3 separate regions of the Mus musculus genome follow, and regions 1 and 3 are each linked to region 2. Evidence: chromatin loops called from intact Hi-C (ENCODE). Cell type or tissue: left cerebral cortex. All regions are shown on one strand.

Region 1 (2,500 bases), 160 kb before region 2:
AGGGTGAGGCTGGCTGTTGGTGGTAGAGAATTTTATCTCATTAACTAACCCTACAACATCTAATCCAGTGTTTTCACCAAGCAGGGAGAGGTCAGGAAGCACCCAGTGTCCTGACCTGACCCCTAGATGGTACAGATCTGACCTGGTACCCAGAACTAATGCCTCTGTTGTAGTTCCAAGCTCTGCTCAACAGAATCTTCTCAAACGGGTCACCAAGGGGATGTCTGAGCCTCTGCAGCTGCAGGAAGGGAAGATTTCTGGACAAAAATAATGTCGATGGGGTATGGGACATGTCTCCAAAGCCCACCCATAACTGGACAATTTTGCCTAGAGTGAGACCTGCAGTGTTGGCTGCAAGGTCTTTCACAGCGTCCAGCTGTGCCCCCCGGCTCAGATGGAACCTGGCTCTTAGCAGGGACTGTAAAATCAGAGAGCTCGTGCAAAAGAAACCACAAAGTAGAGTTGACCTGCCACAAGACCACGGTTACTACTAGGGAATTGCTGAGGGAAGCCAGTAAGATGGTTGTGGCCAAGGCAGTGCGCACTGCCACTTGCAAACCTCGGCTGGGGCAGATCCCAGAAAGGTCAGGGGTCAAAAGAAAAGTTTTATTCTAGACAACAGAAAGCCACTCTAGGATTGCAGCGACACCTGTGAGTTAGAAGTTCCTAGCAGCGTGATGCTGTACCTTATGCCACGTAGACAAAGGTGAGACTCTGAGATGTGTAAGTAAGCAAAGCTATAACGCAGCAGCGGGTTACCCTGGAAACAGACTGGACAAGGGCCTCCAGGCACTAGCTCCCCAGGTTTCCAGAGCAGAGGCATTGATTGGGTGATGCTGACAAAAGAAAAGAAAGACTCCCATCACAGGACGTGAGGACCATAACCCATCCTCAAAGGCAAGGATGGAGGCACAACAAGCAAGCATGTTAGGGGCAGGTGCCTCGATTTTTATCCAGTGATTGAGCTGTTTTATCTTAAACAAAGACAGTTCTTACACAGCGAAGGTGTGCAAGTGGATGGTTTGAAACTCCAGATCAGAAGCAGCAAAACGGAAGACCTGGAGGCAGAGACACACAGTCACCGCCTGGTGGCAGCATATCTAAGCTAAAGACTGAGAGTGTGAAAGGGTGTGTGTGTGGTGGTGGTGGGGGGGGGGGTGTGCACTAAGGGTGTGTGACAACACGTTGGTGGAGGTGGGGGCTGTTGCTCAGGGAGCTAAGGGAGTGGAACAGAGCCATAATCCCCAGGTCAGACCTCCAGTTTTTCCTCTTAGCTCCCCTTCATTAAACACTGAGAGCTCCTCTGTGACCTTCCTACACAGTGGTTGTCTGAGGCTCCCTTTGGGGAAGAACTCATTTTTCCCAACGCTAATCAATAAAAGGACATATTTGTCCCAACAACAGTCACGGGCTCATACTAAAGCCTCCGGTGAACCAATAGTCTGAGTAAGTGGTGAGTGACTTTCCCTAAAACACTGATTTTAAGCCTCTAAGAGTTACCATTAGGAATGACAATAAAGGTGTGCATTGACACACCTGGCTATTCAGACATACAGAAGCAGCTCCCGAGGCATGTCCGCCCCAAGGGCAGCAAACACAACCCCAGAAGGACAGGTTAGGGGGTCCTTTACCCTACTGTGGTGGCAGACAGACTTTCCTCTAGGACCTGAAGACTCAGATTCCTGAGCCAGTTTTCTCCTGATAGACTTAGGGATGTCACTAACTCTTGGACCATGTAGTTTACTCCCTGTAAAGCAGAGGCTCGTGTGGTTTGGTTCTGTGGTTGCTGGGTTCGACCTGGGGAATAATCCCTTCTCTGCTGGTCCAGAAGGATGGCCAGGTAAGACCGAACAGATAAGAGCAGCCATCCCACTTCTGGGGAAGGCAAATGTGTGGGCATCACCATGTTAGCGCAGCATCTGAGATGGGTCTGCTTGCCCTCTGTCCTGCTTCTTCTAGAACGAAACTGTCATCTCACCCGGGCAGTCACTGTGGGTGAAATGAGTGAATCTTCCCAGGCCCGAGTGGCTGCATCTTCTGAACCAGCAGGGAAGAGATCAAGGGAGGAGATCATTCCTGGGTTAGACCCAGTAACCACAGACACAGAAACAACCCAGAGCACGCCAACTGTCAGAAACTTCAGAGATTATATGATCTGGCAAACTAAAACTGTCATCACTTCATTCTCTACCCAAACAGTAGCTGTGCCCTACAACCTACAGCCTGCCTCTTTCCCGGTAACCTCCGTGGGTCTGTGACATCCAGACCCTCCTGACCCTGAGCGACTTTACAGGTTGCCTTCCAGTCACAACGAGTCTGGTCCCATAGCATCCCCTGAAGCACTAGTGAGCATGGGAGCCCTTTGGGAGGCCTGCAATACGATGGGGAAAATTCATATTTTGGAGGAGGGGGAACAGCATGCATGAAGACTGTCAACAGACACTGTCAGTAAGCAAGGAATTCATTGTTCAACAGCCCCCAGGCTAGGGAATGGGCCAGG
Region 2 (2,500 bases):
TTGCAGTCCTCCAGATGTGCAGCTAGATCTGTCAGCTAGGGTGCCTGTCCCAAAGCTTCTACAACATTTACAAATCAGGGCCACCAGCTGAGGGAGGACCAAGAGTTCAAACACATGAGTCTGTGGGAGACATTCACACTCAAACCATAACAACCTGTACACTGGGAAGGATGGCAGAGCAAAACCTACTTCACATTCCGAAGAGGCAAAGTCTCAAGGACTAAACAAAACCACTATTCTTCATCATCATCATCATCATCATCATCATCATTACAGTCTAGCATATTGTCTTTCAAAAAAGCATCATGAAGAGTCAATTATAGGTTGGTTCTCTACTTTAAATAAATGAAGTAGAAGCAGAGGTTCACAGTGGAGCAGCGGACATAGCATTAAGTTCAGAATTGGAAACTTGTCTCTGGGTTTGTGCCTGCTTCTACTGACCCCACACCTTCTGTTATTCAATCTGACTTGTCTGGGCTTCTGGCTGAAAGGAACAAGAATGCTTGTTTCCACTTTGAATTAATCTCTGAGATCCCTTAGAAATCTCTGAATCTGTATGGTTGAGACTTCAAGGGTTCTCGACTTGTGGGTTGTGACCCTGCTGGCAAGCCTCTATCTCCAAAAATATTTACATTACGATTCATAACAGTGGCAAAATTAGTTATGATGAAGCAACAAAATAATTGTATGGTTGGGGGTCACCACAGCCTGAGGAATTGTACTAAAGGTTCGCAGCATTAGGAAGGTTGAGAACCACTGTTCCAAGAGGTTATGTTGAGAAACTATTTCCCTTGACTTGTTTTAAAACATATGGATCCTGATTTGAAAAGTATATTATTAACTACTTTTAACTTGTACATTGCTCACTTATTAAAAACAACAAAATGTTTTATGAAACACTTTCTCCAACCATCACAGAAAGTTGCTTAAAATCTACAAGATTGAAACCCACCACCTAGTGGTGAGGAAAGGAATTTCACGCTAGAGATAGGGAACGGGATGGTTTCTCCCAGCTAGCGGTCATTTCCCTTTGATCTTCTCCCCACCTAACCCAGGGTAGTAATAACCACACAGAAACTCAACGAAGTCTGACCTAAGACTTTATTTGCCAGGGGTCTTGCTTTGAGACACGGTCTCATTATGTTGCCCAGGCTGGCCTGGCATTTGCAATCCTGCCTCTCAGCCCACCGAACTGTTGCTATTACCAGGTGTGCACCATCGTGGTCGGCTGATGGTGTAGTAGTCTAAAGCGATGAAACAGTGCGGGCTTTGAGAATTGTGGAAATCTAATTGGCTCTGAGATGGAAGGTGCCTACTACCCGTAATCTTACTCCTATCCAGGAGACCCACCAAGTCATTCTTAGGGGCAGTTACCCCCGTTCCCACGCCAGAGCGCCCTCCCTTCAAAGACCCAGACTTGATACACATCAGTGGAATCCTTGAGGTCAAGTGATGATTTTGTTTTACCTACAGAAATACTTACATTTAAATATTTAGAAGGAATGCACTCTCAAATTCTAAGGGTGAGGAAGAGGCCACCTAGCTTGTATTGGTAAGTAGCCATTTCCGTTTTTTTCATTTCCTATTTCCTCCTTGCTCTTTCTCCTCTCTTTCAAATAAATCAAGTAATTAATAGTGTGATGTTTAAACAAAACAAGGCTCCCTGTGCAAGGTGGTTTAATTATCCCAGAAGGCACCTGGAAATCCTTTCTCATCAAAATGTTCTGAGTCCTTTCCTGAACTACGGATCTGGGCGTATATTTCCCAACATATTCTTAAGCTGTTGTTTGAAAGTTTGAAATTCATTTTCTACTAGCACATTTTTTTTTCTCAGCTCTCTTAAGACTTTCAACTATGATCAGTCTTGCTAGTAAGAGATCCCCTAGGCTTTTTATTTGACTTAAAACCCTTTTCTTTTTTTTTTTTTTTTAAATTGGGGCTTATGAATACCGGCGAAGCATTTCGATAACTTAAAACTTAAAATTATCCACTTCACCTTTGCAAACCTCGGGGCTCAATGCCTCCAAGGGCATCCGGGCATTTATTCCTATTTCTGCTCTTGCACGGCGCCCCCGTGGGAGGAGCCGTTTCGACCGAGAAGTTGCGAGAAGCAATGGTGCGGAACTTGCAACAGTTGGTGCGGGCCGATAGGCAGGTAGGAAGTGATAGATGGGACTAGTTTAAAACCCAAAAGCCCCGGGGAGGGCCGGGGCCACCGTGGCCTGCCTGGAGAGCGAGGGCGGCGCGGGGACCGAGCGCCGGCGTAGAAAGACGCCGTTCCGGGCGGGGCGGGGGGACTGGACGTGGGACGCAGAGCTGGTGCGCGGGGACGCCGGGCGGGCGGGCGGGCGGGAGGAGGAGCGGGCCGCCACGGGGCCACGGGGAGGTGAGCGCAGCCTTGCCCCCGCGCCGCCCCCGGCGGGAGGCGCGACGCCCAGGCCACGGGTGCGTGCGCGGCCCCGGGCGACGCGGCTGGGCGTGCGCGGGGCCGCGGCGGAGG
Region 3 (2,500 bases), 220 kb before region 2:
ATTTCTGTCTATATGGTCGATCTAAAACTAACAACAAGTTCCAGATTTTACATGGAAACTCAACTGTTAAAAAAAAAAAAAAAAGGCAAATACTATTTAAACTACTATACTTGCTGAAATTTAAAGGAAACCAAAAATATCTTAGAGAAAATTCACAAGTGTCGCAGAAAAAAAGTTACTGATTCAACGTTTCTCTGGAAAAAAAAACTCGCATACACATGCAATTAGATTCTAGCAGTGACTGAAAATACAACAGCCTAATTTAGAGTTTTTAATTGGCTAATCAAAACAAAGTTTTGTTCACTACAAACAAAATCTAACGTCTGCCCCTTAAAAGCAGCGTACTCCCATTTTGTCACCGATCAGCTACAGCCAAACGTTCTCCACATATTTTAAATTTAGTAAATACACAACTACTCGGGCAAAAAAAAAAAAATCACAATACAGATAAAAACCTTGAAACAATCTCCAATTTGCCAAGCAATCTTCTAGGTTTATCAGACTTTCCACACTTCCCCGCGTCTACCATTCTGAATAAAAAAATAAATAAGTGAATTCCACAGCGTTACAGCTCTAGGTGAAAGTCACTCCAAGAGTCATTAATAGGCGAGCTTTGATGTGAAGATACAATTAAATAAACCGCCAATCAACTTCAGGCCAAAAGCAAAAGTGAGTGGGGGTGTGGCCTGAGGGCTGGGTGACACAAGGGCAGAGCTGTCCCAGTTAGGGACCGACCACCCGAACAGGGCGTCCTCTGGGCACTCACGGAGCGCGGAGAAAGTTGCAAGGGAGTCCTGGGGACCGAGTGCGTGCAGGGTGAAGACGTGTCCGCGTGTAAACCGTTCACACCTCCACTTCCCTAAAGCTGTCCCCACCCCACGGTTTAAATCCGGTTCGGGCGAGAGGGAGAGAGAAGGGTAGGAAGAGGCCGGAGCCCTGCGCGAAGCGATGGGTATTTCCTGGTTGGCAAGCGCCTGGATCACCACGCATCCATCCTCCGCCGTGCTGTGTGCACAGCGTCCAGTTTCCCGGGTCCAGAGCCCGCTCCGGGCCGATCCCCGGGCAGCAGCCCCGAGAGGCGGAGCTGCGGAGCAAGGCCCAGGCAGCCCCGAGTGCTCGGAAATGCCTCCTCCCAGCTCCCGCGGATCCGGCCCCGCCATGCCCGACCGGAAGGAGCGCTCGGGCGGCCGCGGGGCTGCACCGGGCCCCCCGGGCCTTCGGACCACGCCGGGTCTGGCGGGGCGGCAGGCTTGGGAGCGGGGCTGGGGCGGGGGCGGCCGCGCGGCTCGCTTCGCCTCACCGTGTGTTCGTGCTCGTCAGACCGAGCCCGGGGCAGCAGCAGCAACAACAACGCGGCGGCCGCCGCCACGCCAGGAGCGCCCGGCAGCGGCCTCATCCTCCGCGCTCCCACAGGCCGGGCGCCGGCCCACCGACTCCTCCTCCGCCGCCGCCGCCGATTCACATCCACCGGGCGCGGACAGACGCACGGGGCCCGGGCACAGCCGCTGCCTCCGCCGCCGTCACCGCCCGCTCCGCGCCGCCCCCGCCCCCCGGCCTCCGAGCCTCTTCCTCTGACTCAGCCACGTCATCCGGCCACCCCGGCACACGCCGGAAGTCCTCCCGACGCGGGGCCGCAACCGTCGCCGGCCGTGGGGCGCCGGCGCGCGCAGGCCGCGGGGTTGAAGGGTTCCGAGTCGCCGCTGCTGTGCTGCTTGCTCAGCCTCGGCCTGGACCTGGGCCTGGGCCCTTGCGCGCCCGGCTGCGGGCGGGCTGGGGTGACATCGGCTCAGGCGCCTAGCTCGCCACGGCGTGCGTGAACACCCCTTCCCTCTAACCTCGGGCTCCGCAAGCTTCTTTATGGACGATGATTATTAAACTTGGACAGGGTCGGTTGGGTGTTTAAACATCACCGTGTACTGTTTATAGACTTCTATGCAATCAAGAGATCTGGGCTAAGTTGACATTCTTGTTCATCTGCCTACGTATTGTTTTTCTCAGCCTCAATCATAAATGTGTCCGGAAGTTCCTCAGCACTCCAATCACTTGATCTCATATTCTGTATCTGAGCCGGTAGTAATAAGGAGCTAAGTTTGGTATCTTACTCTTGTAAGCCCCAGCATTCGGGAAGCTGGACTGATTGTTGTTTATTGCATACTTGCTTGGGTTACAGCGTGAGACAAAAGAAGAAAAGAAAACAAAACGAAATAATCGGGTCATAGCGGTGCAGGCATGTAATCCCGGCACCAGGACCGCAGAGGCAGAATTGCAGAAAGATTGGAGCCAACCTTATCTACAGGCTCAGTACCAAGCCTGCCAGGCTACGTAGCAAGGCCCCATCTCAAACCAAAACGTACTACGGACTCAGAAATGATCAGAAGGACACTTCTCTAAATGTGGGACTTAGAGGAAGATTGTCTCATCCATCCGTATCAGGCAGGTTTTGGTATTTGGTCGTGTAATACCTCACAGCCAATATTCTATACCACCATACTGTGCAGAA

Evidence for each region. Peaks named below come from ENCODE experiments on the same cell type or tissue, not always from the same donor. Only the 100,000 strongest peaks of a DNase experiment are listed, where the experiment ranks them.
Region 1: it touches region 2 in a loop (6-fold over the local background); 17 of 42 quality-filtered maps call a loop at or near these places.
Region 3: it touches region 2 in a loop (7-fold over the local background); 5 of 42 quality-filtered maps call a loop at or near these places.

Annotation. Positions count from the first base shown.
Region 1 is chr19:41,316,739-41,319,238 of GRCm38, forward strand. The region is part of intron 8 of Pik3ap1 (phosphoinositide-3-kinase adaptor protein 1); the gene reads right to left. Among named protein-coding and RNA genes, the nearest start is that of Gm52406, 35 kb to the left of the region's middle. In left cerebral cortex, CTCF peaks have their summits at 1,071 (motif pointing right) and 1,282; a DNase peak (open chromatin) is centred at 1,072.
Region 2 is chr19:41,480,164-41,482,663 of GRCm38, forward strand. No RefSeq gene overlaps it. Among named protein-coding and RNA genes, the nearest start is that of Lcor, 1.3 kb to the right of the region's middle. In left cerebral cortex, CTCF peaks have their summits at 968 and 2,077; DNase peaks (open chromatin) are centred at 1,055 and 2,169; H3K4me3 peaks cover 855 bases; H3K27ac peaks cover 723 bases.
Region 3 is chr19:41,262,459-41,264,958 of GRCm38, forward strand. Tm9sf3 (transmembrane 9 superfamily member 3) reads right to left here and starts at 1,546. Exons shown (of 15, transcript NM_133352.2): 1 at 1,301-1,546. The coding sequence starts at 1,396. In left cerebral cortex, no CTCF peak of the experiment used is centred here; DNase peaks (open chromatin) are centred at 973, 1,630 and 2,028; H3K4me3 peaks cover 2,414 bases; H3K27ac peaks cover 1,854 bases.